Linked DNA regions of Mus musculus: regions 1, 2 and 3 are each linked to region 4. A link is a loop called in an ENCODE intact Hi-C map of the cell type or tissue named here. Cell type or tissue: heart. All regions are shown on one strand. Links, peaks and the distances in the headings refer to the core of each region. The heading gives the core; the rest is flanking DNA. Region 1 overlaps Wnt5b (wingless-type MMTV integration site family, member 5B). Region 2 overlaps Cacna1c (calcium channel, voltage-dependent, L type, alpha 1C subunit). Region 3 overlaps Cacna1c (calcium channel, voltage-dependent, L type, alpha 1C subunit). Region 4 overlaps Cacna1c (calcium channel, voltage-dependent, L type, alpha 1C subunit).

Region 1 (5,000 bases), core at 1-5,000, 520 kb before region 4:
TAGCATGAACGAAAGCCCACACTGCATTCTTCCTAGGCTTGGAAGCATCCTGTTAGACAGGAGAGGGAGCCCCAGGAGGCTCTGCGTTTCCCTACCTCAAATCCTGGGGCTGTCTGTGACTCACTCTGAGAAGGAATGGAAAGGCTGAGTAAGGAGGAAGTTGGTTAGAAACCTGCCTGCCATGGCTGCCTTTGTCTCTCAGTGCTAGAAGGGCCCCTTTAAAAAAGTCAGAGGTGGAGGTGGAGGGAGAATATCCCAAATTGTATATTTAACATCTTTTTTACTTGAGCCCTTGAGCAAAAGGTGAAAGCTTGAGGCCAGGTTGGTAATAGCTGCCATTAACCAGGCCCAGCTCCAGGCCAGGCTTTCTGCCTTGAAAAGGGATGTGAGTACTAGTGCTAGAGGAGGAAGGTGAGAGGTAAGAGGACCACTGTGGGGGAGGGGTCCCTCCTCCTCCCTGTCCCAGCTGGTGAGATCATGGCTGTCCTATTGCCCAGATGGAGGTGTGAGTTGAGTCTAATTGTCTTAGGTCCTTTTGAAATGCAATTCTCCCCTCCCTGGCAAGAAATTGAGAAACCAGGCTGGGTTCTTATCTCCAGGACCATAAAAGGAAGGTGTTGGTAGTCTTGTCTCCCAAATTGTCCCTGGGCAGTGCCCCACTACTCTGCATTCTGGAGGTAGCTTCAGATAGGGCCTTCCCAAAGTAGGATTCCAGAAAGGTTGTTTAGGGTAGGGGATGGGTAGAGATTTTGACGTATTCTATTAGGACCCTGACACACAGATCTTTCCCTAGGCTCAAACTGAAAAATGAAAACAAGGGGTGTCTGCTTTGAACCCTGCCATTGCCTTTGGGATCAGCCCTGGCTATGAAGAAGGCATGAGCCAGTGTTCCGGGATGCCCTGAGGGGCAGTTTCCCCAGAAAAGCTGACTTGGGGTTTGGTGGATTTACTTAGCAATTCTTCAGGGATTCTCTTCACACACATCCCTCTCCTTGGCACAGTACCTATCCTGCTTAAGCAGTTTTGAGTAAGACCATGAGACTGGTCCAGGTGGGGCATAGCATCCTTCTTGGCCTGTTTCCCGTTATTCAAGGAATGAATGCTGGACAGACAGGCTAGCAAGATGACTCTGTCTGAAAACTTGCTTGCCCTGCCAGCGTGAGGACCCAATTTGATCTCCAGCACCCACACAAAAGGCACGAAGACCTAAATTCAGTCCCCAGCACTCACATAGAGAGACGGTGCGGTGATGCATGCTTGTAATCCCAACATTGGAGACGCAGAGACAGGTTGGCAGCCCACCCAGCTAAATCTGCGAGCCCCAGGTCCTTGTCTCAGAAAATAAGGAGGGCAGCTTCTGAGGAACAGCACACAGTGGGGTGAGGCAGTGTGGTGGGGAGCTGTACTGGGTGAATTCAAGATTGCCAACACCTTCTTTTTATTGTCTCGGAATAAGACCCAGTAGAATAGGGACTGGTTTGTCAAGGACTTCTGACTTCCACTGAGGGAATGTACATGCATCCACATGCATTGCACACACCTGAACATGCACAGTGGGGGGTGGGTGGTAGATACTGCTGAGTCTGATTGCATAGTGGATGGCTTGTTCAGGGCAGGGCTATTGGTCCATCTGGTTTTCGCCACTCTTAGTTGTTGTTGTTGTGTTTGTTTCTCTTTGTTTATTGTTTTAAGACAGAGTCTCTCTACACAACCCTGCATGTCCTGGAGATTTCTCTGTAGACCAGGCTGGGCTTGAACTCACAGAGATCTGCCTACCTCAGCCTCTCTAGTACTGGGATTAAAGGCATGTATCACATGCCCTGACTCCCACTTCTTTTTCTATAGCTTCCCTGAAGCCTCTCTATGTCTGAGAAGCCATGTCCTGGGGTAGCTCCTGCTAGGATCCTGGTGTCAAAAGGGCTTCCTTCTTCTGAAAGCTGCAGCACAAGTCATCCACCAGCAGAGGGCAGCAGAGCAGCTCAGAAGAGCAGCCTGGCTTCCAAAGCCTCTGCCCAGTGCTATGGCTTGCTAGCTTCATATCTTTGAGATGGTTTGGTTTTTCCTTTCATGTGTGACTGTTTCACGTCCAGATACCCTCCAAACACCCAACGCACACACACACACACACACACACACACAGAGTTTATCTAACCTGCAGTGGGGAACTGGTCCTTGCAGGAGATTTCTATGCAAGAATCTCTTTACCCCCCCACCCCCCCCCCCCAAAAGAATCTCTTACCCAAGACCCACGTGCTGCCCTGTGCAGTTGGCGCTGCACCCTCAGAGTCTGGCCACGCCCCTCCAGCAGAGGCAGAGCTGGTCCAGTGTGCTGAAGGACACTTTCAGATCCCAAGTCACCGGAAGTCAGTGTGTGGCACCTGGTTTATTATATTTAGAGACGGGCACATGGTTTCAAAAGGTATTTGGGGAGGGCTGATTAACTCAGAAGCACATTTACTAAAGACGGGTGGAAGAAATAAGTCAGGCATATGCGAGTTGGGAACGGAACACGTAAAAGGCATGTTTCTTGTTTTCAAACACTGGAGAGCTGACAAATGGAAGGGGATTAGGCAGAGCTGCTCCAGCAGGCAGAAGTTAGTTACAAGGAGGCGTATTTTGGTTTCATGTGAGGAGGAACTTTCTAGTGATAGAATCGTGGGGGAAAGAGAGAGAATGAATGATGAATGAGCTGCCCTGAGAGGCCAGCGCTTTCCTGAGGAGCACTAGGAGCCGAATTGCGTGGAGAAGGGAAAGAGACCCAGTGCTGGGGGTCTGCGGCTCCACCCTGCTCCAGGTGGCATGTTGGGAGCTGAGAGCATTTCTGAAAGGCTTTATAGAAATGACTCACTTCTTTTGGTATAGCATTGGAAATGTAAATGAGCTAAATACCTAATAAAAAATGAAAAAAAAAAAAAAAAAAAGAAATGACTCCCTTAGAGTACGGCCCAGCCTGCTTCCTTAAGAGCATATAATGGGCTGCAGAGATGGCTCAGCGGTTAAGAGCAGTGACTGCTCTTCCAGGGGTCCTGAGTTCAAGTCCCAGCAACCACATGGTGGCTCGCAAACATCTGTAATGGGATTCAGTGCCCTCTTCTGGTGCGTCTGAAGACAGCTACAATGTACTCATAGTAAATAAATCAATAAATCAATAAATCAATAAATCTGAAGACAGCTACAATGTACTCATAATAAACAAACAAACAAACAAACAAATCTTTAAAAAGAAAAAAGGAAGAAAGAACACATAAAGCTCTTTCAGAGGACCCAATTTCAGTTCCCAGCTCCTACATTAGGCTGACCTTTAACTACCTATAACTCCAGCTCCAGGAGATCCAGCGCCCTCTTCTGGCCTCTGGAGGCACTGCACACACATGCATATTTCCCTAAAAAGACATAAATAAATATATAATTAAAAAAAAAAAGTCAGCCGGGCGTGGTGGTGCACGCCTTTAATCCCAGCACTAGGGAGGCAGAGGCAGGGGGATTTCTGAGTTCGAGGCCAGCCTGGTCTACAAAGTGAGCTCCAGGACAGCCAGGGCTATACAGAGAAACCCTGTCTCGAAAAAACAAAAAAACAAAACAAAAACAAAAACAAAAAACAATGAATGTGGGGATACTAAATAGTCCAAGAAGCTCTTTCAAAGCAAAATGACATTTTGTTTGTTTTGTTTTTTTTGTTTTTTCGAGACAGGGTTTCTCTGTATACTGTATAGCCCTGGCTGTCCTGGAGCTCACTTTGTAGACCAGGCTGGCCTCGAACTCAGAAATCCCCCTGCCTCTGCCTCCCTAGTGCTGGGATTAAAGGCGTGCGCCACCACGCCCGGCTCCCACATTCATTGTTACAGTCAGCACCAAGGCAAGGGTCAACCGTAGCAGCTAGATCACAGTGGAGCCTCCGACTACTAGTTAGAGGTTTCGTGGGCTGCTCCTGTTAACAAAAGACCAGAGTGGATTTGCTGTTAGTTGTGAAAAGCAGTGTGGTCTGATTTCTGACATCACTGTGTGGTGCCATGGTAATCAAGAAGTAGAGCTCACTCCAGTCCTTTCCTTTAAGACTCAGTTTATTGTTTACTTGTGTGTGTGTGTGTGTGTGTGTGTGCCTATTTATGTGTGTCCAGAAGCTAGAGGGAGTCATTGGATCGATCCTCTGGGGCTGGAGTCACGGGAGGTCGTGAGTCACCAGACACGGGTGCTGGGAAACAAACTCTAGCCTTCCCCAAGAGCAGCAAATACACTTAACTGTGGAGCCTCCCCCCCTACCCCACCCCCAGCCTTCAGACCTTGTAATTCTGTCTGTCCATCCTCTGGGACAGCCTATGGTGTCTCCTTCCCATTGTAGAAGCATGGGACAGTCACAGACGGAAGACAGAAGATTCTACCTGGTACAATAACAAATGCAGGAGATGGCTGTGACCTGCCAACAACAACTGCTTCCTCAATATCTGATCCCACTCAAGTGTCTTTGTTATGTTAAAACAGCTTTAAGGGATACCATTCATTGTCGTATACAATTCACCACTTAAAAGCACACAGGTCAGTGGTCTTCAGGGTATTTGCTGGATGTACAACTGCGATCACTAATTCCAGGGCATTTGTATTGACCCTTAGCTGTCACTGTCCAACCCCTGGCTCCAGCCCTAGGCTACAGCTAATGTCTCTGTGGATTTTTCCCATTCTGGACATTCTCTATAATGGGATCAAGCAATACATGGCCTCTTCACTTGATGTAGGTATTTAAAGGTTTATCCACAGCATGGAATATATTAGTACTTCATCCCTGTTCTGTTAGTATTTCATGTATTGTGTTTAGCCATCCCCTGATGGATAATTGAGTTCTGTCTGTCTGTCTGTCTGTCCCTCTATCTCCCTCTCTCTTTGGCTATTACGAATCATGCTGCCATGAGCATCCACTGGGGACCATTTAGACACATATCTTTGTTTCCGTTGGGGGTATTTGTAGGAGTGGAATTTCTGGGTCACCTGGGAACTCTGTTAATTTC
Region 2 (7,591 bases), core at 1,337-6,336, 280 kb after region 4:
TTAACTGGTTGTAGGATTCCTCCTGGGCTGTTAGCATCCCTGCTGTAGGGAAGAAGGAAGTGACATACCCACAGTCAGAGGGAGCTGTTATGTTCTCTGTCACATGGACCTGTTCACACGGGTGCTTCCATGGAAAGGACTCTACTGGGTACTTCTCAGAAAGAGTAGAGACAACCTTTGAAGCACTTGAAGGTGGTACATACAGACTCACAAACGCTGAGTCTTCCTTGCAACACAGGACACCTTGGGGTCTTTCGTACTTTTTGAAAACTCCCAATAAATCAATCTCATTTGGTATGGTGATAATAATTGCGTGTCCCTACCTCCAAGAAGGAAATATGCTCTTTATCATATACATTTCCAAGGTCAAACCATTAGGGGATAAATTGTGCCCTGGCCTGGAGAAGACCAAGTGGTTGTGGCTGTCCTCTATGGGACCCACAAGCATTGCCACCCACGTGTTGTCCTAGTCCAGGTTCCATGCTTGAGAACACAGAAGCATCACGCATAGCATCCTGAGCCAGGCCAGGAGAGCGGGACCGCTGGGCCTCAGCCTCAGTTCTCAACCTCTAGGGAGCTGTCTTCACTTTCAGTTATCCCACAGTGGAGTCTGGTATGTCCCTGGTATCATAGGCAATCTCCAGAGCCTGCAGTCTCTAGCATACACAGTGCATCAAGTCACCTGCTCTGGGAAGCCCACGAGATTGACATTGACCTGAAACACATATATGATGTATCCTACCAATGAAGGAACAAACCATTTTCTAAGACATAACCAATTAGGTTTCCTACTGTCATCAATGACTGTTTTTCTGTCCTGAGAAGACAGGGTGAAATATGAGTGATTTTTCCTGGGTACAGAAGAGAGCCATCTCACACAGCGAGATAATGGCAAGGAGATCTCTTCTGTGAATTCCTCAAAAGGAACCCCAGCAATAGAGGAGTGAAGACTATTAGTGTGGGTGACCAGAGACAGTTGACTAGTTAACTGAGGAGAGGATAAAGTGGAGCCTGGTCGCCTACACCCTCATTAACTGTATTCTTCACTGATAAACAAGCTGGAAAATGTGGCCTTGAATTTTCAGGCAGCATACCAATCAGAAATCCTCATCACTCTGGTAGAAATACCTAACTCGAGTTTGCCCAAGAACCATGGCATGAATGGCTTCTATCAGACCTGAAAGACTAATGGCTTCTGGACTTCTACCTTCCCTGACTGTGTGGTGTGAGTGAGTTCCCTGTGAAAGGGCAGTCAGCAAGAACGGAGAAGGCGGATGTGTTAGTCAGCCTGGCATTATAACTATAACGTGCCTAGAGCAACTTGCTTGCAACATAGCTTTGGAGGCTTGAGTGTAGAATGCTCTCATCAGTGCTTCCAGAGAGAGTGGTAGATGGTGGCAGGATTGTGTGTAGGAGCAACACACTTGCATCTGTAACCAGGAGTCAGCAACGGAGCAGGCTGGAATCCTACAATTCTCAGAGAGTAGGCCTTCAGTGATCTACTTTCTCTTCCCTCCCCTTCTCATTCCTCTTCCCCCTCCTTTCTTCCCTCCCTCCCTCCTCCCTCCCTCCCTCCTCTCTCCCTCTCTCCTTCTCTCTCCTCCTTTCAATAGGCTTTATTTTTGGAAATTCCACCCTCCTCCTCCAATAGCACCACCCTGGGGACCAAGCTTTTAACACATGGTCCTTTGATGGACACTTAACATCCAAACCACAGCAATTGGCATTACTCATAGTTCAGACTATGTCCTCTGGAGCTGTCCCTGATTTGATTTTCTATGCCATATCCTCTTCATATCTGATTGGTTGATGGGTTGATCTATAGACCCCGCTTCTTTCTTCCGTTTTCTCTACAGTGATTGATGCTGGTGATCTTTTCTCATTCATGTCTGTTTTCCTCACTACTCTATGTAAAATGAATTTACTCAAGAAAACCTCTGCCCTGAATCCAGCTGCTTAACTCCATAAAACCATACTATGTTCATAAAAAAAAACCTATAAAAAATATGAGGTGTTAGTATACACAAACTTAAAGACTCTCTGCCTCCCAGAGCAGCTTGGGGAATGCAGGGATGATCCAAGGAAAAGGGTTGGTGACTTGAACCCCTCACAGGATGCCAAAGGAGTTCTGTCCTTAGATGTAGGGAAATTAGGCAAAAGACACTTGCATGATAATTAATTCTGCATGCGTATGCAGTGCAAGTTGTGGAAAGGTTTGTTTGGAGTGGTTAAATAGTTTTTTAATTAGATTATATTCCTATCATAACCTGAAATGTCAATAATTACAGAAAATTAAGATAATTTGTATGATAAACACTGAAAAAAGTCCAGTGTATAAAAATATAGCAAAAAGAAAACTAAAATTTTATATCAATGATTAAACAAAAATTAATAACACAAGGGATGTGTTCCCAAGCTGGAAAACTCATTGCTGAGACACTACTTCCCTGCAACATCATATATAGATTCAAGACAATCCCAATTAAAATTCCAAAGGGACCCTACTCCAGAAAAAAAAAAAGCAGAAGACAGGGATCTACACAGCAGACCAGGGGCTGTTAGGATGAACCTTCAGGTTCAAGGTTTCGCCCGTGTGGGCAGCTCTGGCTTGACTATGGAGGGCAGCACAGGGTCTAGTGAAGGGCAGTGTAGCCACAGATATTCCAGTCTTAGCAACAGGACTGCGTACCAGGACATAGTGTGCCTTGAATTTGCTATTGACAGGTTTGGCAAGAACAACTCAAAACAATAATAGTCTTGAGTTAATGAGTTGATGAACCCAGGGCTGCAGCACAGTAGGTCTAGGATGGCATGAGTGTCCCTAATGGGAGACTTTTCACCACTGCTTCCACAGGTTCTTAGTAGGACTGCTAGTCCTGAAACTCACTCTACCCTCCATGGCTAGAGTCATTGTCTTCTAGAAAGTCCCTGGGGCACCGAGTAGGGGACTTAGGGATCCGAGTATTGGTTGCTTAGTAAGGAGTAGCCTAGTGTAGGAGAGAAAACGTTGTCTACCAGAGCCTCCTGGGAACTCAGCAGTCTAGAGTAACGTCAGCATCGTGCGGACATATTCGATGATGAATCAGTCAAAAGGACAAAGAGAAGGAATGAAAGGTGGCTCCAAGCTCCCTGACTTGCCCCTCAGGGACTGAGCCAGTACAACAGTTCATTGACTTTGAGGAGAGTGGGGAGAGGCCAGCCTGAAGGGGCTGCAGAGATGGATTGGGTTTTAAAAGCTATTAAAGTCTTGAACAGGCAGTGTGGACAGGAGCTCTGTTTTCGTAGTCTGCACTACATGTGGCCTTCCTAAGTAGATGCTCCAGGAGAGCTGCTCTGGACTCTCGTCTTCCCAGAGAGGATGTGCATGGTAAGCTAACAGGTGGGGCACTGGGGAGAAGGAACTGGGGGGAGGACATCTGGAGGCTAACAGCTGGCATGGCCAAAACAAGAGACCAAGACAGAGCACGATGTCTCAGGCTAAAGGGCTGTGTGAGGGATGCAGCTACAGAGAAGTAAGGGAGAGGGAACAGAGACCCGGAGCATGCACTGCTTGTCCTGAGAAACAGGAGGGGACGCTAGATGTTCAAGTCCCCTTATTAGTCCCCTCTGTGAGTAGTGAGTGGTTCAGAGGACTATATTTCCTCATAGTCATCTCGACCCAGACAATTTAGTCTAAACGACTTCAGGAGTAAGTAAAACGTTTTCTTTTAAAACTTGAATTAGCCTCTTTTTTAGATGAGTGGTCTTAAACCCTTTCTAGACTTACAGTTTATATGTCATGATAAATATTCTGTAATTCATATTCTATTATTTTAATTCCAAGACATTCAGCATAAAATGTTGAAAATGAGGATTTCTTAGCCATAATGTAAAGGGTGTGTATAGTAAAAGACCCACAGAAGTTGAAGACAACAGAAGAGCAAAGGTACAGGACCTTGGACTAAAAGCCAAAGTTACAGCAGGCCAGTTTTATTTGTACACGGTACCTACATACGTGTTTCTCAGAAGACATGTGGTTACATCACACTTAAGACACAGCTGCCCCACACAGCAGGATATGTGGTATCCCTAAATCTGCAAAGCTGGCTTGGTCACCAGGACCCACTCTGTAGCTCTACCCAGTTCCGCAGTGCCCCCTGGAGGCCGACCAGTGGAATAAAGAGCAGGGTGGAACTTCATAGAGCCTCTTAACTGGATTTAGTTGAAATCTGTTTACCTTAGCTACTAAGAATCAGTGTCTTTCACTGTCAGTGAAACCCATGGGACCACAGACTCACCACACATGTCACTTAAAGAAATAGAAACGGAAAAGAGGAGGGAGAGAGACTAGGACATGCCACAGCCCCTTCTGCTCCTCTGGCCTCATTAGGAGAGCCCAGTGGCCTGTGGGTGTGCAGCCAGCCCCGGCTTGCTTTTTAGCAGCTGATTGGTAAGAAGGCATTCCCCTGATTATTGTTTATTTGTGGTGTGCCCACGGACACCTGACGTGCACAGTGCCCAGCAGACAGGCACAAACGAGCTCCTCAGGAGGGGCCTCCTCGCCACAGCGCTTGTACCCAGAGATTTGCATATTGTTGCAACGTTGTGACAGGTTTCTTTCCTGCATGGTGCTTTTACCGTGAATGATAAAAAAATAATTATATGACTTACATAAAGCCTTAGTGTGGGAAGGGAAGTATTAGCTATTACACTTAATTATTTAATGTGGAAACGTATTCACACTGTGTAAAAGCCCAGTGGGAAGGTACACTGTGGTTCCCTGTCTCTGATCCTGCCACTGGAAAAGAAACTGAAGGCATGAGAAGAGGGATTCCCAAACCCAGAGGGTGTTGAGGCAGGAACTCAACCCAGGCAAAGCAGTGGCCCTCCTCCGCAGGAGGGGCCTTCCGTGAAGCAGGAGCCATCATGAGAGGAGGCAGTCATGGCAGCCACAGTGGGCATCAAGCACTCCCTCAGATGCAGACCTTGCAGTACCTGACACTGCACAGACTTCATATTCCCACAGAGGCACACGCAGTTGCTATTGCCGTGTCCTATGTGAGTGAGCTGAGGCACTGAGAGGTTAAAACGCTTGCTCTCGGCTCTCAAGCCTCATCTCTGAAAGCGAAAGCAGCCCACCATTATGTTTGTGTCTTATTACAAAGGCGGTGCTGGTGGCTGGATCTAATGGTCTTCATAGCATCATGGCTTTGCAGTCAGGCACACATGGGGCGAGCTGATGAAAGAAAGATGCTAAGCCGGAAGGAGCATGTCTTGCCTGGGTTGTGAAGGCTTCCCTAGAGCCTGGGCTATCACACTGTTTAGAGATCTGCAGCAAGACTAAGCTCTTTCCCACTCAAAAAGGGCAGCCTGCTCTTCCAGTACCCACTGGCATTGCTGCCAAAGCCTCTCACTCATAGACTATAGTGCAATGTGTGCTTGAACCTGAAGCTCTTTGCCATGGCTGGCTCCAGGGATACAGCCTTCAGCACTCCAATCATGTCTTTTTGCATAAATCTGTTCATTTATTCTAGCATGGGTAGGGAAAAGCAATAATGTGCTCCTCTAGTCTACCCTGGCACAGCTAAGGCAGAGGGGGACAAGCTCCTGAGTCCCCTGAAAGGAACTTAACCCATAGCCCCAAATTCCATGTGCTCTAGTGAGCGGACCACGAGCTTTGGGGATTAGTTTCAGGTCTGTGGACTCCATCCTCGCACAGTTCTAGGTGCTTGGTGGCTCAGATCATGTGTGATGAGATAAATATATCGATGCCTTAGAAATTTTTCCAATGGAACTCCAGGACAGGTGTCTATGAAAAGCACACATTCCCAGGTCTACGTGCTCCTCTGACCATCCTCGGAGTACCCTATCACTATCCCAGCCAGTGCCTCCTCAAAGCAAGGACGCGACCCTGGCCTGCTCTTGCCAGCTGTCCTACAGTGACCGGCGTTTGCTGCAGGAAGCTGTCCAAAGCTTCTGAATTAGCACAGCACAGGATGAGCCTGATGGAAACACAGAAGTCCTCGCTGCCTTGCAGGCTGTAGATCATGAGCAGCTGCGTGCTTGGTTATGCCTTCTCCATTAGACGCCGCTAATCTCCATGATTAGTTATATCTAAGTGGCACCCTGATGTAATACGATTTATATTATCTCTGCTTGGTGTCAGTTAACCGTGGATTCCATGATATTCCATAAGATCAGCCCTTCACAGACACACTGAGGCTTTTACTGTTGCCACTGCTGTTTCTGGCTGGATTCGGCACCTCTTCCCAGTTTATCTAGTTTCCCGCCTCTCAGTTCCACATCCCAGGACCCAGAAAAGCGAGTGGTTCTAAGAACAAGGCTCAGCCTTCCATTATGCCTGTCCCTCCACACCACCTCACAACCTGCTCTGTCCAGCTCTCCCCAAACACTTCCTCCCCCGAAGCTAAGAACCTCGACTCTGTTTGGGGACCCCAGGTTGGGTATAGACCATGTTTCTCCCTCTCATGTTAGACCCTGCTTTGCAAGGAGGGTTTGGCCACTCCCTCTGGTCTCATGTTGACTGGTGTTCTTTCACCTGTCGTGGTTCTGTGGTCATCCCAGAGTCCTAGAACCCAACCTTGAGTACCTCACATTCAGCCCCACACCCAACTTCTCTCTCCTCCTCTTCCTCTTTCTTTTCCCTCTCTTTTTCTCTCTGTCTTTTTTTTATCATTTCCTTGTTCTCAGTATCCCTGTCTCCTACCAGCCATGTGTTCTGTGACTCCCCAATCCTGCTACCACCCATGTCTTCTATGTCTCCCCATGCTGCACAGTCCCCTGTTTCCCATCAGCCTTAAGTGACCTCTTTGACCACTACCATGCCCAGCTCTTGTTTTTCACATTATTGCAGTGACTCCTGAATGTGTTTGCCATTCACATCCCATGGGGCCAAGTCTTCCCTTGCCCATGTTTTGTTTTTAACTTATCTCTCTGTCAGCATCTCACATCTAGCCTCAGCTCAGATCTCCCATAGCTTTCCTGGGTGTGCTTTTGTGCCCCTGGAATAGGCAGAAGGTATATCACCTTCCACATCAGGTACCAGGAAGGTCTTGGCTTCCTCCTTATTTCTTTGCTTGGCTTTGCTGGACCCATATAAGATGATGAAGGTGGGCAGGAAGGAACATAGAACACAACAAATAGTAGGGAGGGCCTAATTTTCTATGAATAAGTATCATAACATTGGCATACTAATGGAAGTATACACAGAGGGATTTGTGGCTTCCCGTGTTACCACCATCTGTTGTGAGGTTTGTGCCTGTCCTGATAGAGGAGGCTTCTGGTTGGGGCAGAGGAGAAACAGAATCCAGAATTCTGCAATGGTGTAGACCTACAACCTCTCCTGCAGTAATCTTTCTCTCTATATCAAAGATGGAGGCCCCCTGCCCCGGAAGTCCAGCACTCTTCTCCACAGCTTCTAGCCCAGGGAAGACCACATCTCCTCTCCTTGAACAGTTGTTTCCTAAGACCTCTGCAGTGTGCAATCTATATGAACTTGAGTATAATAAGATTAAGCCACGACAACCTGCACACTGTCACAGTGTCAACACTGCCTGCCTGACTGCTCTAAGAGCATCTCAAGAATAGTAAC
Region 3 (7,591 bases), core at 1,174-6,173, 180 kb before region 4:
CCAAGTGTCGGCGCTGCCTGCATTTCTCGCCTTTGCCTCGAAAGCCGGCCGGCCAGTCTGGCCACGGCGAGCCGAGGAGCCGCTGCTTCGGGGTCCCTTGCTTTGCTGGGGCGCGGCAGGGAACGCGCGCTCTCGCGCGCACCCCTACGGAGACCAGCCCCGCGCCGGTGGCCCCCCAGGCTGCCCCACGTCCACTCTTCCCGACGCCACTTCCTCGGGCAGTGCGCTCCGGGTCGCGGGTGGGGGTGGGGGCGGGGGCTGCAGCTGTGCGTCTCAGCGCGCCTCCTCTCTCCAGGCTCTCAGGCTCTTCGGCTTCTCAACACCGCCCACCTCTCCACTGCCATTGACCCCGAGCGAGCCCACGCCGGGTGCCGGGTGTGTTACTGTTAGCACCCCAGTGTGGACTCGCACCTGAGGATGGAAAGCGGTTAGAAGCCTCAGTGATGTGTGGGCTTTGCTTTTCCATGTTTTCAGGGAATCATGAAAGGGTGTGACTAGCTCTGAGGCTCCATACTTAGTGTTCTCTAAGCATCTCCATCCTGGGCATCAAGTGTCATCAGCTCCCCTCTAATGGTGAATGGCTTTCGGGTAGCTCCCCACTTCTTGGAAACTTTCTCCCTCTCCTCCCCAGTCCCCATCGACAAGTTATTATTTTTGACATTGCTTAGTGGTTAAGGTGATCAAGCTGAAGTGTCTTGCAGTCCCAAGATGCCCTTTCTACGGGCTCTCTGCCCCGTTGCTTGACTGTTCCCTTTCTCTTTCGCCTTCAGCAGCTACCGTTGCTCTTCCACATTGTGTCTTTCCTTGCCTTGCCAGGGTACTTCTTAGTGACTCTCCAGAGCCTTGCCTTGTGGAAGTAATCTCCAGGCCTGATACTGGTACCCAGCCCCTTCTTCCTTTTACCCTTTTGTCACCATTTGGGGAAAGGGCTATTGCCTTTGCAGATTAAGGCTGCCGGGGAGCTGGCTTTACAGCTGGTCTTCTTTCATCTGGAAGCAGCTGGCTTTCTGCTTTCTGTCTTGGGTGGCAGCATTGGGATTTTGTCCTCCTTAAGAAGAAAGACTTGTCCAGGGTCATGGGTACTAGGTCTTTTTATGCCATACGGGCAGCCTGGATTACCTGCCCTTATCCTGCCTCTGTCCTCAAATCCCTTTCCTAGCTGATGGAGTTATGGTTGGTTCAGGAGGAGGAGAGATGAGACATAGAGGAAAGGGTGATATTTTTGTAGAGTGGGGGTGGGCTAGCTTTTTCAGGTTCTGCCCATGCCCTCAGTCTAAGCAAGTTGGCAGAGGAGAACCCAGCAGTATTGTCCCATCTGTCACTACCCAGGGCAAGACATCTTTGTAAAACAGGTATGCCCATAGTTGGCATGGTCTCCTAGTAGTGTAGGGTAAAGCCCTTCTTAGCTTACTTTCTTACTCTGCTTCTTTTCTCTTGCTACTTTGCTTCTCGATGGCATCCCTAAGCCCCTTGCAGGGAGCAGGCATTCAATGCAGGAGCAATAGCCCTACAGGTTCTGGAGAACGATGTAGGGGGAAGAGGAGGCAGCGGTGGCCAGGAACTCTATACCTTTCCAGCAGAGAGCCAGCAGACACTCTAGAACCTGGATGGTCCTCTCCCTCAGAGCTGCAGTGGTTACATAATTCACAGGAGCACTTTCGCCTCCATCCCTAGATGCGGTTCTTAGGTAAAAGAGCGCCAGGGTCCTTGTCCCCCTCTGCCTCCCACCTTCTTGCTCTTGATTGGCTAGGCTTCTTTTGAGGGAGGGTTGGGGAAGGTGGCAGAGGTGGGAAGGACAGACCTGGAGGAGTGTGAATATTTACAAGAAGTGGCTGGCTTAGTAACTCCGTGGCGGAGGAAACATAGTTGGGGGCTAGAGTTTCAGAAGGCAGGTCTTTGAGAAGAGGAGCCAAGGGATGACCTCAGAACAGCAACAGTGACCAATCAGAGTGGAGAACCAAATAAGTTGCCAGGTGGCTGTTTTCTTCTCTCCTGACTGGCTTGCAAGAACCGAATGCACCTCCTTCTCACCGATTTTCAGTGGTGTATGTGCACCTGTGAGCTGAGGGGCGGACTGTGGAAATCCGAGGCCAGCACCGTGAGACAGCCTAGAAGCTGAGGGAAGGAAGGGCTCTGTTCTCAGGCTTCAGGCTGGAGGTTATATTCGTGCAAGCTGTGCCTCACTTCTGTTACCCTCTCTGGTCCTATTCCAGCCTTCTACTTTTCTGGGTTGATTATCCAGTATAGGCTCCAGCTAGCAAGTGAAATTTCTTAATAGTCAACCATTTAACACAAAAACCCCAGAATGTCCCCTAACTGCCAGAGACAAGGCAGAGGGGAGGGGAAAACACAGTGTGCTTTTTCTTTAAACTATTCAGCCATAGGGGGGGGGGATGGCAATTATCATTTAAAATATGGTAATAATACAATGATCACAGCTAACTCTTTTCAAAGGGTCCGAGAGCCGCCCCTCAGCCTGTGCAGCTTATGAGAAGGCTTCTTGACATCGGCTTCTCCATCTCTGCAAGTTGCAGGGAGGAAGCTGGAGAAAGGAGGCTTTTTTTTTTCATACCAAATGCTGTTCCTGGGAATGGCTGGGTGCTTTTCCACCAACACACTGTAAGGGAATCACTGGTTATTTTCTTCCATAGAACACATGTAATGATGATTAATCCATAGAACACATGTAATGATGATTAAACGTGTGCACACCCAGAGAATTAGGGGAGCCTCTGGAAGCAGATCACATAGGACTTAATACACCTCACCCCGGGTGTTATGCAAAGGAATGTTGACTATACACTCTCCTAAAATGGTGTGTGTGTGTGTGTGTGTGTGTGTATGTGTATTAATCTCCTATTAAGTAGAGACTCATTCTGTTACAGTATATGCCACAAGAACAACAGTGCTTTGTCAACACAGTGGTAAGCCAGTACCCCTGCCCCAGCTATCTTTTAGAGTCTTGGAAAAGATTTAGTATTTGTTTAATCACCTCTTCTACTCCAAACTGCTTTTGGTGGGCTTGTCTGTGGATAGGGTATATTAAAGGAGCCAGCCGGAACACCAAATGGAGGGCTTCGATGCCGTGCTGATCTTTGGAGTCTACTTCCTAGTATAAGTATGGCTCACTGCAGGGGTCTGGTTGTATTATTGACAATCATCTTGCAGGTACAGACTTCTTAGAACCATCAGTACATCTTACTTCTGCCTCCACCAGTAGGTGGCGCTACAGGGCTTACGAGTCAGGCCATGGGCTCCAGGGAGGATGGAGAACCTGTTCCCTCATACCCTGGTGCAGAGGACCTTAAAGACCACCGTATGTCTCCATGGCACTAGTCACCCGAGGCCTTGTAGGATGAAGGACTTCCTGAGTCCCTGCATGGATCTGCCCCTTTGGATTGTTTGAGTACCTTGCACGTCCTTACTGCAGACTTCTGTTGACCCTGGATGTAGACAGCATCCCCCACAGAGCCTCGAGGAAACCTTTGGATGGCCACAAGCTAAATTCCTTCATGCTTTGAAAGGGCTAGTTCAAAAACTAGTAGGCCCACTGTCCGCAAGCTAGACAAATCTGAGATAACCGGGAGATGCTGTGGGCTTGCTAAGTCCATCAGCAGCTCCACAGCAAGAAGGCATTTCCTTAGCCTTGCTAAGGGGAAGACTAAGAGCTGTGGGCACATTTCCCCATTGATTTCCGCCTCAGCCATCTTCTGCTAGGTGGTGACAGGAAGGCCCCAGAGACCAAGGCAGGAAGTCACTGAAGTCCATTCTGCCACTAACTGCCAGTTTCCAACTCCTGATGCTTTCTTCTGATCTCTGTTGCCCCAAGTTTTGGAGTCATTATGGCTGGTTCCATGAGGACTGAAGAACGTAGCTAAGAAAGAGTGAGAGCGGCTGGTGGTGCGGCCTTCGTTTTACGGTCGTTGTGGCAGCCTGGTGTTACAGCTCTGGGCCGTGTTGGAATTACTGCTCAGCAGCCAGCCGCACCAGCTCTTTCTCGCTGTCTCCTGAAGAATGGAGAAGATGAGTTTATTTCCAGAATAAAGTAAAGAAAGCTCCTGGCCTGTTGGGGAAACCTGGCTGAAGACTGATTAGCAAGACAGCCAGAGTTTACTCTGATTTTTGAGTCTATCTTCACTGTTGCTTAAGTTAATGTTAGGTACCATAGAGGATAGCATGACTGAATCAAAAAGCGAGGCATGGGGAATTGTTTAGCAACATATCGGGTGCTAAATACTTAGCAGCATGCTAAACATTCTGCTAAATGAAATGACATTCAGAGTCCTGGCTGTCAGCATTAAAGTAATTTAGTAAACACTTGTTTACTGTTCCTTAAGGTTAGGTACTGAATAAAATGAGTAGTAGTGACAGGACCAGTGACAGACGCCCTCGGGGAAAATGAGACTTAGTGCCATTCCAGAGACCAGGCTTCAGCTGGGCCCTTGCAGATGTAGCAAAGCAGGGAGGACACGGTGATCTGTGGGGCTGCTCACCCTCGGCTGCGGTTTGCTCCTGTCTGCGTTTAGCTGATCCCATGTAGATGAGGCCAGGAGGCCTCAGCAGACCAGAGCCGCTTCCACAGTTTGGAAACTCTTAGAGGTAGTCACTTGTCATGGCAACAAGTGGAGTGGCTCTGACTCTGCGCTGTCCCCTTGTCCTGGTGAATATGGGGCTTTGGGGACATTCCAAGGCTCTTCTAGAGTTCCTGATGTGCGTTATGTGGGAGAGGAATCCCAGTGGGGTGACTGGGGGCCCGAGGGTCACCTCATAGAGTGTGCCGTTGTGAAAAGACTGCTACTTTAGAAAGTCAGGGTCCCAAAATATTGACAGCAAGAGACAGGAGGCCCTGCTGGCCATGGTGTGTGCAGGAGCTTGGGGAAGATCACAGGGCACACATTCTACCTGTGGACTTGGAGTTAACTTAAGAATGGATTTAAGGTTCTACAAGAGGGGAGGTTTGGGCCTTGGCATCTGAGAGCCAAATGAAGGTTGAAAATAGACTGCTTCTTCCCCAGAGAACGGAAAGAATAGTTATGATGGCTTTGGACAGAGGATAAAGAAAGCAGGGGTGACTGGCAAACTTGGCCTCTCTGTTTCTACCCTTGCAAAACCCCATAAAAATCTACATGATTCCTTGACTGCTAGATGGTCTTATGCTGTGTGCTTGTGTGTGTGTGTGTGTGTGTGTGTGTGTGTGTGTACACACAGGGACAGGAGTTAGAATTTCTGAATCCATGTTCTTAGAAGGGCCTGTCAAACAGGGAATGAATAAGACGTCTTTTCAGAGTTTACTTTCTAGGTTCACAGTATTTGATGGGCAAAGGGACCTCATGAAATTTCTGTTTTCATTTGAGCCTTAATGGTCCATTTGGGCTGGATGTATTCCATTTCCTGCCTTTCCTGGACCACTCTGAGGGAAGAATAAGCACCCATGTTCTTTTAGGGTTCCTGGTTGGGCTTTGTGCAACGAACCCCTCCACCTCTCCCTCTTCTTGGGTCTCCCGCCTCCGCTTAGGTACTGACTTCAATTAATGTTGAGGCATTAGATTTTAGGAACAGAGTTGAGAGGGGGTGGGAGGTATCTATCATTGGAAAGGCTTCAAAGCTGTTTTTGTTTGGGGACATCCCTTCTGCGCTGAGCTCTCTTGGGTTGCAGAGGTAGAGTACCCGAGTTAAAGAAAACAACACGTCGAAACAATGTTGACAGCATTTCCCAAGTGTTACAGGAGGCCCGAGGTACTCTGGAATTTAAAAGATGAAAATATAAGATCAAACAAAAGAGTTTGAGTTGGACTGGCTTAGACCTTAATAATCAAGGAAGAAGTGAATAAAACCAAAAACCAAAAACCAGAAACCAAAAACAAACCAGTCAAGATCGGTCTGGTATTTTGACATTGAGTTGCCCTCTTGACAACTGTCAGTATAACTGTTGGTGACTTATCAGTAAGACGCTGGGGCTAAGGCTCCATCTGTACTGTTATTCTAACTTGGGGATCAGGACCTGGGGTGTGCAGGGGTTGGGAGTTACCTTATGGGGCCAGCTGACATGTCACCTTCTCACAGACACACACACGGTAGCCTGCCTTCAAGTCCAAAGCCAAATGGGCCCATCTTTGGATGCTCAGACAACGTACAGATAGAAGTAGACTACTTAAGGCTATGCTCTCCTTTCCAATGTCGAGTTCATCAGATCTTGTCACCACTGCCCTGTACAGAGGGACAGACAGCCTGGAAAGAAAAAACTTTGTTTCGAAAATACACCATGCTTTTAGAAAATGGACCAAGTTCTTCTTTTAATTGGCAAAAGTCCTGGTTGGTTGTAGATAAAGAGACACTTATTAAATGGGGGGAAGGGCTTAAATGTTCCATCTTAAGTTACGGGATTAACTTTTTAATTTCCTAAAATAAGAATAGTTTCAGCATCAAAGAGCATGCTGGGATGTGTTTTGCATCTACTTTGCAACATGCTTTTCTAGTCTTTGCTCCCAGGATCTGTTTTAATTTTTTATGTAAGGGGGGAATCCTTGTACTGAAGCAGTCAACCTTTTTATATTTTACCACAAGCCAGGGGTATTACCTAATGGTCACCGAACACCTATCATGTTCCAGGCACAATTCTTGGAGTGCCACTTGCTTGTGCTTAGTATAATTCATCTTTATAATAGGGTGGGTATATACGCTTCCCCCAAGGTTGAAAACTTTGTTGGGATTTAAAAGTAAGACAAATAAAAGTTGTTCTATTACTACTCCATTGTCAGCTCTCACTTAAAAAATATCTGCAACAATCAACTTCTACAGAGGGAAGGGTTATCCTGTGGCCGTCTCAGAACTCTGTGATCTCTGTGGTCTGTTGACTTTGGGGCCTGTGGTGAAGCAGGACATCATGGTGGGGAGTATGTGTAGGAAAAAGGATGCTCACCTCGTATCAAGGAGAAAGGAAGGGGTTAGAGTTCCAGTATCCTCTTCAAGGGCCTGCTTCCAATGACCTAACATCCTCCCACCAGGCCCCACCTCCTAAGGGACGACTGCATTTATGTGTGGCTGAAGGCTGGTAGTATCCCAAGGCCTTTAAGGGATATTTCAGATCGAAATGACAGCAATTCATGTGGGGAAGAATTGGGAGAGAAATCTGCTCCCCACTTTGGGGAAACATCTGTATCCCCGGGGAGCCACCCTCAGACTTGCTTTCGTATCTTCTGTGAAAGAGACGTGGATGAAGAGCTGAAGGCTGGGTCTTCTCTAACAGGGGCCTTTCCCTGGCCTCTCCTCTCTTCAGCCTGTGTTCTGGCTAGTGACTTTGTCCGGTTTCAGTTCAGTTAGGATTAGTTCTAAGGCCTATGGAAGTGTGGCCTTGTTCTAGCCTGTTTTTGAATAGTTCTTGGTGACCCTCTGGGGCGACAGGCACTCTCCACTCTCTAGCAGGCTTCTAGTACATTTGCTTGTCCTTGCCACGAGCTCCCCGACATCATACGTCATATGTATTTACTTACTTAATTTTATTTACTTGTTTATTTGAGACAGGCAGGCATAGACTTGCTATGTAGCTGAGGCTAACTTTAAGATCTGGATCCTTCTCCCTGTATCTTTCAAG
Region 4 (7,591 bases), core at 1,256-6,255:
CATCAGTGATGGGAGGCTGTTGACACAGCAGTCTCTCTGGCTTCGAGGTGGATTTTCTCAGAGTGGCCAGAATCGGGTGTCACAGTCTTTGACCTATGAGCTCCCTAGCAGGTGGCGGGTGGCAAGTGCACAGAAGAGTTACCTAACTCTCAAAATCCACAGAGCAGCTCTTTTCTGAAAGCATTGCCCAGGGGTGGTCTTGATTTCTTTGTTGTGCTTTCTTTCACTAAAGGACTAAAGGACGGGACAGCGGATAGTGTATTGCTGCTCAGTTCCTTAAGAATGTACTGTGGCTAGCATTTGCCAACAAATGTTGATAGTGAATTTCCCTTATACCTCTGTCCTAAGGGCTTGACAATCCCAGTGGGACATTAAGCAGATTTAAAATTCTTGTTTTCTGGGGAGAAAATTCAAAGTTGTGGGGGGCGGGGTCAGGGTCATATAAGCAATTTGAATGCTGTATGGTTGACCAGTATACAAAGGAGACACCAGGATACAGATGCAGGGAGTGCTACAGGAGCCTCCCCCATCCCCCCACCCCCTCCGTGGCAGCCCTCCTGCCTCAGCTGGGGACACAGGTGTGGACACTATTGGTGGCTTGATTTCCTGGTTCTTTTTACTCCTTTCTCCCTTCTTCCCCAGGAATGCTCTAGGGTGGGGAGAATCTGAGAATGGATCCCCTTCTCGCTTGGCTTCTTCAGGGGAGAGAAAGAGCCAAGAACCGAGTCAACCTCTTACATTAGGACTGCGATCCAAACATCTGTGCTTTCACGGTTGTCTCTGAGGTAGTTCTGTGCAGAATACACTTCCACAGAAACTTTGCACTAGAAATGAATGTGACTTGTTTGTCCCTGGGATTTAGGAAGATTGAGTCCACAGAGCCAGCACCCTGAGTGGTTGCTTTGTCCCCTATGGTCCCCCTTTGGTCTTACCATGAAAAGCTTGGTAATTCAATGGCCAGGTGCTATTGACAGCGACCCTGTGGGATTTTTTTTTTACATTAATATTTCTGATCTGTGGTCAGGCCCTATAACCATCCAGGCTCTTTAAACAAGAATTACCAGACCCTCTGTCTGATTTGGACCATCTGGCTTCGGGTCACCTGTAGCGTTCATTGGCCACAGGTTCTTGGTGGCTCTGGGCATAGCTGGATAGTCCGCGTTTCTAACCAGCTTGTGATCAGGCCGAGCGGCTGGACTCAGATCACACTGCTTGACTAAGTTGGACTCTCCACAGACATGACCTGGGCATCAAGAATCTCTTTAAATTCCCCTGTGACTCCAGTGACCACCTGTTGCTAAAAAACCATTTCAAATCACCAACTGATCACCTCGTCTGGTATGCATTCTGTGGTCTTGTTGTTCAGGGTCTGTGTTGTGAGTGACAGGACCTCTAGAAGTTCCATTGCTCATGAGAGACCAATGGGAAGAATTAGGATGTCTATGAATTGAGTTTCTTTGATTAAGTATGCACCCAATGTGTCCCCTATGGGAAGAGAAGTCCTGGATAGTGGGCAGAGTGATCATGAGCCAAAACAAGAACTAGCTTGCTCTCTTGTTGTGCTTGGTGGCAGACAGACTAGAGGAAGGTTATGTGCATCTGAAATAAGAGCTCTCAGCGGTCAGCAAGTGGTACCTCTCCAGGAGAATGTGTCAGGCCATTGTACCTAGTGGTCATCCTGAGTTTTCTTGACTGCCTAGCGATGGCGTAGCTGGAGGCAGGAAGCCAGCTACCTCCAGAAGCAACATTAGAGTTATCAGAAACTCAGTTTTTAAATGAAAAGCTACAGGTCAGGCATAGAGAAGAACTAAAATATCTAATAAGTGTGTGCTCGCCTCAACCGTGTTTCTCCGAGTGTATTTAGACCTATACTGAGTATGTGCAATGTGCCTGCAGTGCTGGGCAGTGAGTCCCTGTCATTAGGGAGACATCTGTGCTCACAGAGGCTGCTGACCTGGCCATGTGGGTGATGCTCCAAGGCACCGGAGTCCGTGAGATAACGTCTTTAGGATCCTGAGTGGTTAGCCGAGATACTGTTTACAAAGGAGCAGCTCTTCTCTTTTGATACTCTGTGCTCATACCGAGCCCAAGCGACTCTTGACCGGTAAGAGGACATTTGTGTCGAGGCATATAGAATCACTAAACGCTTGCCTTTAGAGGTCACCCAATCCAGGCCATTTGCTCTGAGCAAGAAGATACCAAATCTACACAGGGTAAGCTATAGATGTGTGGCTATATGTGTGTGGCCCTCTGGCAGTGAAGCTGGATGCCAAGCAGCTTCCCTGAGGACCCACCCAGTCCTTCACCTTCCTTGCCACCTTCAGAGAAATGAAGCCAGCTCAGGAAACGTATCTGGGTCCTTAGGACCAGGGGCCCTCCCTCTGAAGAGTTAATGTTTTAATTGGCCCAGCAGAGCTGAAGTCTGCATGTGGGTAAGCGAGCACAGGTGGAGAAGCAGCAGCAGAAGAGAACCTTCTGGCCAGCACCTGCTACCTCAGCAGATGCCACAGCAAATGGGGACTGGGGACTGACTGTGACCAAGGGGAAGGGAGGGATTCAGTGGCATTGTCCTCTGGGTCCTCTATGGGCAGCAGGGCAGATGTATACTTTTAGAGAGGGATGGGCTGACTTTTTCTGCAAACCCCATGATGGGGCATTCCCTGGGGAAGCCATGGGTCAAATACCCTAAGAGAAAAGGCTGGTGGGGGATAGAGAAATGGCTTTGCAACAAAGAAATGAGCTGGGCTGAGAAGTTTCCCCACCTAACTACCCAGACCTGGGAAGGTGACCGCAAGGCAGGGTGAGATGCCATGGAAGCTCTGGTGGGAGTTTGGTCAGTTGGGCTGTCCGTGGGGAGTGGCCAGAGGAGCTTGTGTGCCTGACTTTATTAAGGAGACCGGCTCAGGGCTGTGCTCCCAGGGCCCCTCCTGCATAACTCGGGGTTCCTCTGCCTAGTGTCACGAGGAATGAGAAAAGCCGAGAACTTGAAGCAGTGTGTAGTTTTGGCCTTTTCTGGAGCAGCTGCCCCTGCTACAGGGGTCTGAGGAGAACTCCAGGACCTGGATTACAGTATGAACTGTGTGTGGCAGTTTTCTATGGGGTGCAGGCCTGCCTTGCCGACTCCTGTGAGAGAGCCTTCTCTGGCCTGCGTGAGTCAGGAGATTCATGAAATAAAGGGGTCTATAGACTGGATTTAAGGCCCCTTGGTTTGACCAGTTGCCAACCATGCGCACGAGACTTTTAAGCAAGGGAATCCCACCTCCTCTGCGTTATGAGGTAGTACTGAGTGTTATCACAGAGTGGGTTCACAGACTGTGCAGTAGCTGAAGCACCTAGGAATGTGTCTTGTCCAAGAGGCTCTTAGATGGTAGCCATTATGAAAACAAGAATACTTTGTTTGAAGAAAAAAAAAAGTAAAATGGAAGTTATTTATGAGGGGTCTCAACGTGGAACCGGACAGGGAATTTTCAAAGAGCCCTTGGCTCCCCTTGTAGCCCACACATAGAACTTGCCAGCACCACCTACTGGTAGCCTGTGGGAACTGCAAGTCCCTTCAGCAGGGGCAGGACAAGGTGTTGGTGGAGAGGGGAGGAACCTGGTGGTTTGCACCCCTTTAGATTACTTGAAACGGGGGGGGGTGCATGTAAAGAGGTTAGAGTCTGGAGACTTTTGGTCTTGTTCTCCGTGTAAATAGATTTTTATTAAAATGTGTCACTTGGCTGGCAAAAGCTGGACACAATGCCCATGGCAGCATTTGGCAGCACTTTCTCAGGATAGCCCTGGCTATCCTGTCCCAGAAGCAACGGGGGTTCCAGAGGCACTGCTCACCTCCATCTCAACTGGCCTTTGTTTTCTTCATGGCAGTGACACACAAGCCAAATGAAGAATGGTCCCATTCAGTCTCCTCCCCCATTCAGTCTCCTCCCCTTCCCCCCACCTCTCCGCCCACACTTTCCTCCACCCTCCTTTTTCCTTCTGCCCTCTCCCCTTCTCCCTCCTTCCTCTCCCACTCCGTTCCCAGGCTCCCTTACTTCTTCCACCGTCTCTCCTCCCCTCCCCCCTGGCTCTCCATCCATCCGGTCGGTCTGCTCTCGTTCCCTCCCTCACACCTCTTCCACCATGTCTTATCTGGATTCTCACAGCCACCATCAGTCAGAGATCCCTCACATACACACAGCTCCACTGGGTCTTCCCAGTCTGCTCTGCCCCAGCGGCCCCTTTCACAGGTGCATCTCCACTCTCACCCTCCCGCCCTCTTCTTATTTTCTGCTAGCAAACCCCCAACACCTCAAACTATTCGCTTGAAATTCCTGTGCAGCCCTTCTTCCTCTTTGCCTAACCCATCTCAAATGCCTTGCCATTACCACCTCCGGCACCCATTAAAGTTTCTTTTAGAGTTAGTTCTTCCTCCAGGGTGCTTCTGTGGCCACTCATCAGCCCAGCACCCTTACTGTGGTCTCAGAGCCCCTACTATGCCTGTCATATGTCATGGGTGGCCTTTCTGTGTACCCTTGTCTCTCTTCCTAGCACAAGGGAGTTTTTTGTAGCTCTCTTTACTCCCAGTTCCTAGCAGAATCCCCTAACGTAGTAACCGTTCACTGAATGGCTGTGGATCCGGACGATTCTGGCTGGCCTTGAGATGCTGAACAGGCAATAAGGGGGCAAGCGATATCAAGAGAATCTAGTACCTGCCGTGTGCTCGGGACAGACCTGTTGTGAGCATCGTGTGATGTAATGTGATCACACACGGATTGGCACTGCCAGTGTGGCAGGTGACTGGGAAGGGCCATTCCTTCCCAGAACCCACAGCCTGACCTCCGGGCATGTGTCCTTTCGTTTCTTTCTGATCATGCCACCTCCTTAGCCCCGTGATAGGAAACAGCCTCTGCTAAAACCAAGAGAATGGAAGAGATGTCACATGCCAGAGTGGCCGGGAAAATGAGGTTACTCATCAGGTGTCATCAAAATGGATGATCTGTTCCCTGTGCCTTCAGGACGGGAAAATGAAAAGGGAACGGGAAGGTATGTTGACAGATGGGGAGTGAACGCAAGTGTTTGTCCATGCTAATGGAGTGGGGAGATGATGGGCACGCTGCTCTAATGGGCGAGGAACAGTTACTCAGCTGTAAAACCCAGAGGCAGAAGACGCCAGAGCCCCTGGCTGCAAACAGTGGCTGAAGCATCCCCACAGCAGTCTAGTTTCACCCGCTCAACAGGGAGGTCACAGACAAGAAGGTGCTTAATATTTAGGGAAACTTAGCTTCCACATCGGCCTCTGTCTCTTTGGGAAGTTCAAGACTACTTATGGCACTGCCCCGAGACCACTAGAAGGCTGGAGGAAAATTTCGAGGGTCAAAAGTGAATCAGGCCCAGCTTTCCTTTCCACCCCAAGGTCAACCCGAAGTACCCTCAGCCGAGAGCACTCAGCCCCCACCTCCTCCACAGCGTTCTTCGTTCCCACCCTCTGTCTGAAGTTCCTTGTGACATGGAAGACCATGCTGATTTACTACCACAGCAAGATGGGGCGGGGGTGGGGTGGGTGTTGGCAGGAGGATGCTGAGTATAAATACGGAATCCACAGGGTGAGAGGGTGTTCTGTGGTCCAGTGGTAGGGACGTGTTTTCAAGGAGTAGAAACTTCTCTTCGTTGTAAGCCCCAGTGCTTTGACACTCATCAACGTTGCTTCCCGTGGCGCAGGTTCTTCCTAATCCTCCAGGGAAGGAGAACACATCCATTAGCTTCTATCTGAACCATCTCATCCCGGGTCACATGACTACGGAAACAACTCTGAAAATAAAGTGCTTCGTCTCCATCACCATTTGGCCTTGGGAAAGATCCCTGTTGGTGGTGGTGGTGGGGCAGATGTCTACAATGAGATGAAAGATGCCTGGATGGGAGGGAGGCACAAATTTCCTGGGAACCCCTTGGTAGTGTGCATTTGGGAGCATCCTAGAATGGCACCCTTTAGTCTGGCCCCTCAATTCTGTTAATATTTACTTTCCAGAGACAGGACACATAGCATGCGGGGCAAGGGGCAGTCTGAAAGAAAGCAGCCTGGGTCAGGGGCATGGCCTCATCCTAGCACTGTGTGGGCTTTGGGAGCTACTGGCTCTCAGATACTGTAGAGTTCTAAGATTGTCCTTAGCGAGCACGTGCACTAAGGTGACCCTTCAGTGTTGTTACTGTGGTTATTATTAATTCTTCAGAGACAAGGGGCCGTCTGAGAAAACGTGCTGTAACTTTTGCCTCCTAAAAGGGTGCACAGGTAGGGGAGTGGTGTACAGGATTGAAGCCAGGTGTGCATAGATCACTACATGGTTGTAGACTTAGTGAGTGATATTACAGTCTCTAAACACTCAAGGTACATCTTTGAGAGTCATGGGTCCTCTCTTCTTCATAGTCTAAATATGAACATACATAAGGATGTGCATTCATGTATGTCATGCATATGAACATTTCTCAGAACCGTCTGCATAGGCCTGTGTATATGATGTATATCCATCTTTTATATTTGTCTAACCTTTTGATATGTACAAACCTGTGTTGGCATCCTAACCTTTTCCAACAAACCCACATGTGTACACCCCATACACACGTGAGAAGGAAGACAGAGCAGCCAAACGGAGTTACCTTTTCCATTTCATGGACAGTAGTAGATCTTCCATCCCGTGCCCACTTCCTGGCTGAGCAGTGAGTACGGGGAGTGTACTGTGGTTACAGGGCAGTTACTTTGAGTAGATGTTCAGATGTGTTGTGATGTTGGGGCTTCTCAGGGTCTCCTTTTCTCATCTGAGGGGGACAGCAAACCCCTCCTGCTGCTCATTGGGTTGTTATGATGCTTAAATTAAGGGAAGCTTTGAAAAGACCTGACCTCATGCCTACCAGGTGTAAATGCCCAGCAAGGGCTACGGGCCCTTTAGCAAGGAGTAAATGGTTCATTCCATGATTCAAGCCAGAGTTTAAAAATTTAAATATTCCTGAGGTGAAAGAGGCTTCAATGGCCAGTATTAAAATAATCATTTTTTTTTTTGCCCTGGCATTGGGAAACTAAACAACCAGAGTCTAGAGTCCCCAGACTAAAAAAAATACTGGTCATAGAGCCATTTGCAGCCACAGGATTGGGCTTTGGTCACCACTTGTTTTGTGTGGGCCACAGTTGACTGTCAGTGAATCCCTGGTCCCTCCTAGTTGTCCTTAGATCAGCATGGAGGACAGCCACTCAAAGGATAAGTGGCTTTCCAGAGACTTAGCTTTGTGAGTTTGGAAGTGTGGGACCATAAATCCTATTTTATGTACTTAACCTAAAGAAGCTAAGAGAAGCCAGTTGGGGGCATCGAAGACTTCAGAGCTTTTAGTTTTGAGACTAGCCAGAAATGTCAAGGGAAGCCCATGTACACTCATCTTATGTGGGAAAAGAAGAAGTTTCCAAGGCTAAGATCAAATGACCAGAGCCTTTCATCCTAAAAAGGACAAGGCTATGAGCCACACAGTAGACTCACTGTTGACCTTTGAAAGTACAAAAGTTGTGACCCAGGGTCCACTTCTTTCTTTGTTCTGCTTACCTTCCCCAAATACCAGGGCTTAAGTTTTG

Evidence for each region. A loop is a pair of places that touch in the nucleus more often than their neighbours do. Peaks named below come from ENCODE experiments on the same cell type or tissue, not always from the same donor. Only the 100,000 strongest peaks of a DNase experiment are listed, where the experiment ranks them.
Region 1: it touches region 4 in a loop (4-fold over the local background); 2 of 42 quality-filtered maps call a loop at or near these places.
Region 2: a loop joins it to region 4, with 2.9 times the contacts of the local background. A loop is called at or near these places in 11 of 42 quality-filtered maps.
Region 3: it touches region 4 in a loop (9-fold over the local background); 28 of 42 quality-filtered maps call a loop at or near these places.

What each region holds. Positions count from the first base shown.
Region 1 is chr6:119,441,280-119,446,279 of GRCm38, reverse strand. The region is part of intron 3 of Wnt5b (wingless-type MMTV integration site family, member 5B); the gene reads left to right. Among named protein-coding and RNA genes, the nearest start is that of Gm40397, 24 kb to the left of the region's middle. In heart, for the core only: CTCF peaks have their summits at 1,946 (motif pointing right) and 3,344 (motif pointing left); DNase peaks (open chromatin) are centred at 1,959 and 2,309; H3K27ac peaks cover 625 bases.
Region 2 is chr6:118,643,393-118,650,983 of GRCm38, reverse strand. All of the region lies in intron 29 of Cacna1c (calcium channel, voltage-dependent, L type, alpha 1C subunit), which reads left to right. Among named protein-coding and RNA genes, the nearest start is that of Gm38887, 51 kb to the right of the region's middle. In heart, for the core only: a CTCF peak has its summit at 4,144 (motif pointing left); DNase peaks (open chromatin) are centred at 4,113 and 5,923.
Region 3 is chr6:119,100,100-119,107,690 of GRCm38, reverse strand. All of the region lies in intron 1 of Cacna1c (calcium channel, voltage-dependent, L type, alpha 1C subunit), which reads left to right. Among named protein-coding and RNA genes, the nearest start is that of Cacna1c, 4.6 kb to the left of the region's middle. In heart, for the core only: a CTCF peak has its summit at 3,221 (motif pointing right); a DNase peak (open chromatin) is centred at 3,270; H3K4me3 peaks cover 676 bases; H3K27ac peaks cover 270 bases; H3K27me3 peaks cover 750 bases.
Region 4 is chr6:118,918,996-118,926,586 of GRCm38, reverse strand. The region is part of intron 3 of Cacna1c (calcium channel, voltage-dependent, L type, alpha 1C subunit); the gene reads left to right. Among named protein-coding and RNA genes, the nearest start is that of 4931430N09Rik, 43 kb to the right of the region's middle. In heart, for the core only: a CTCF peak has its summit at 3,529 (motif pointing left); a DNase peak (open chromatin) is centred at 3,536; H3K27ac peaks cover 349 bases.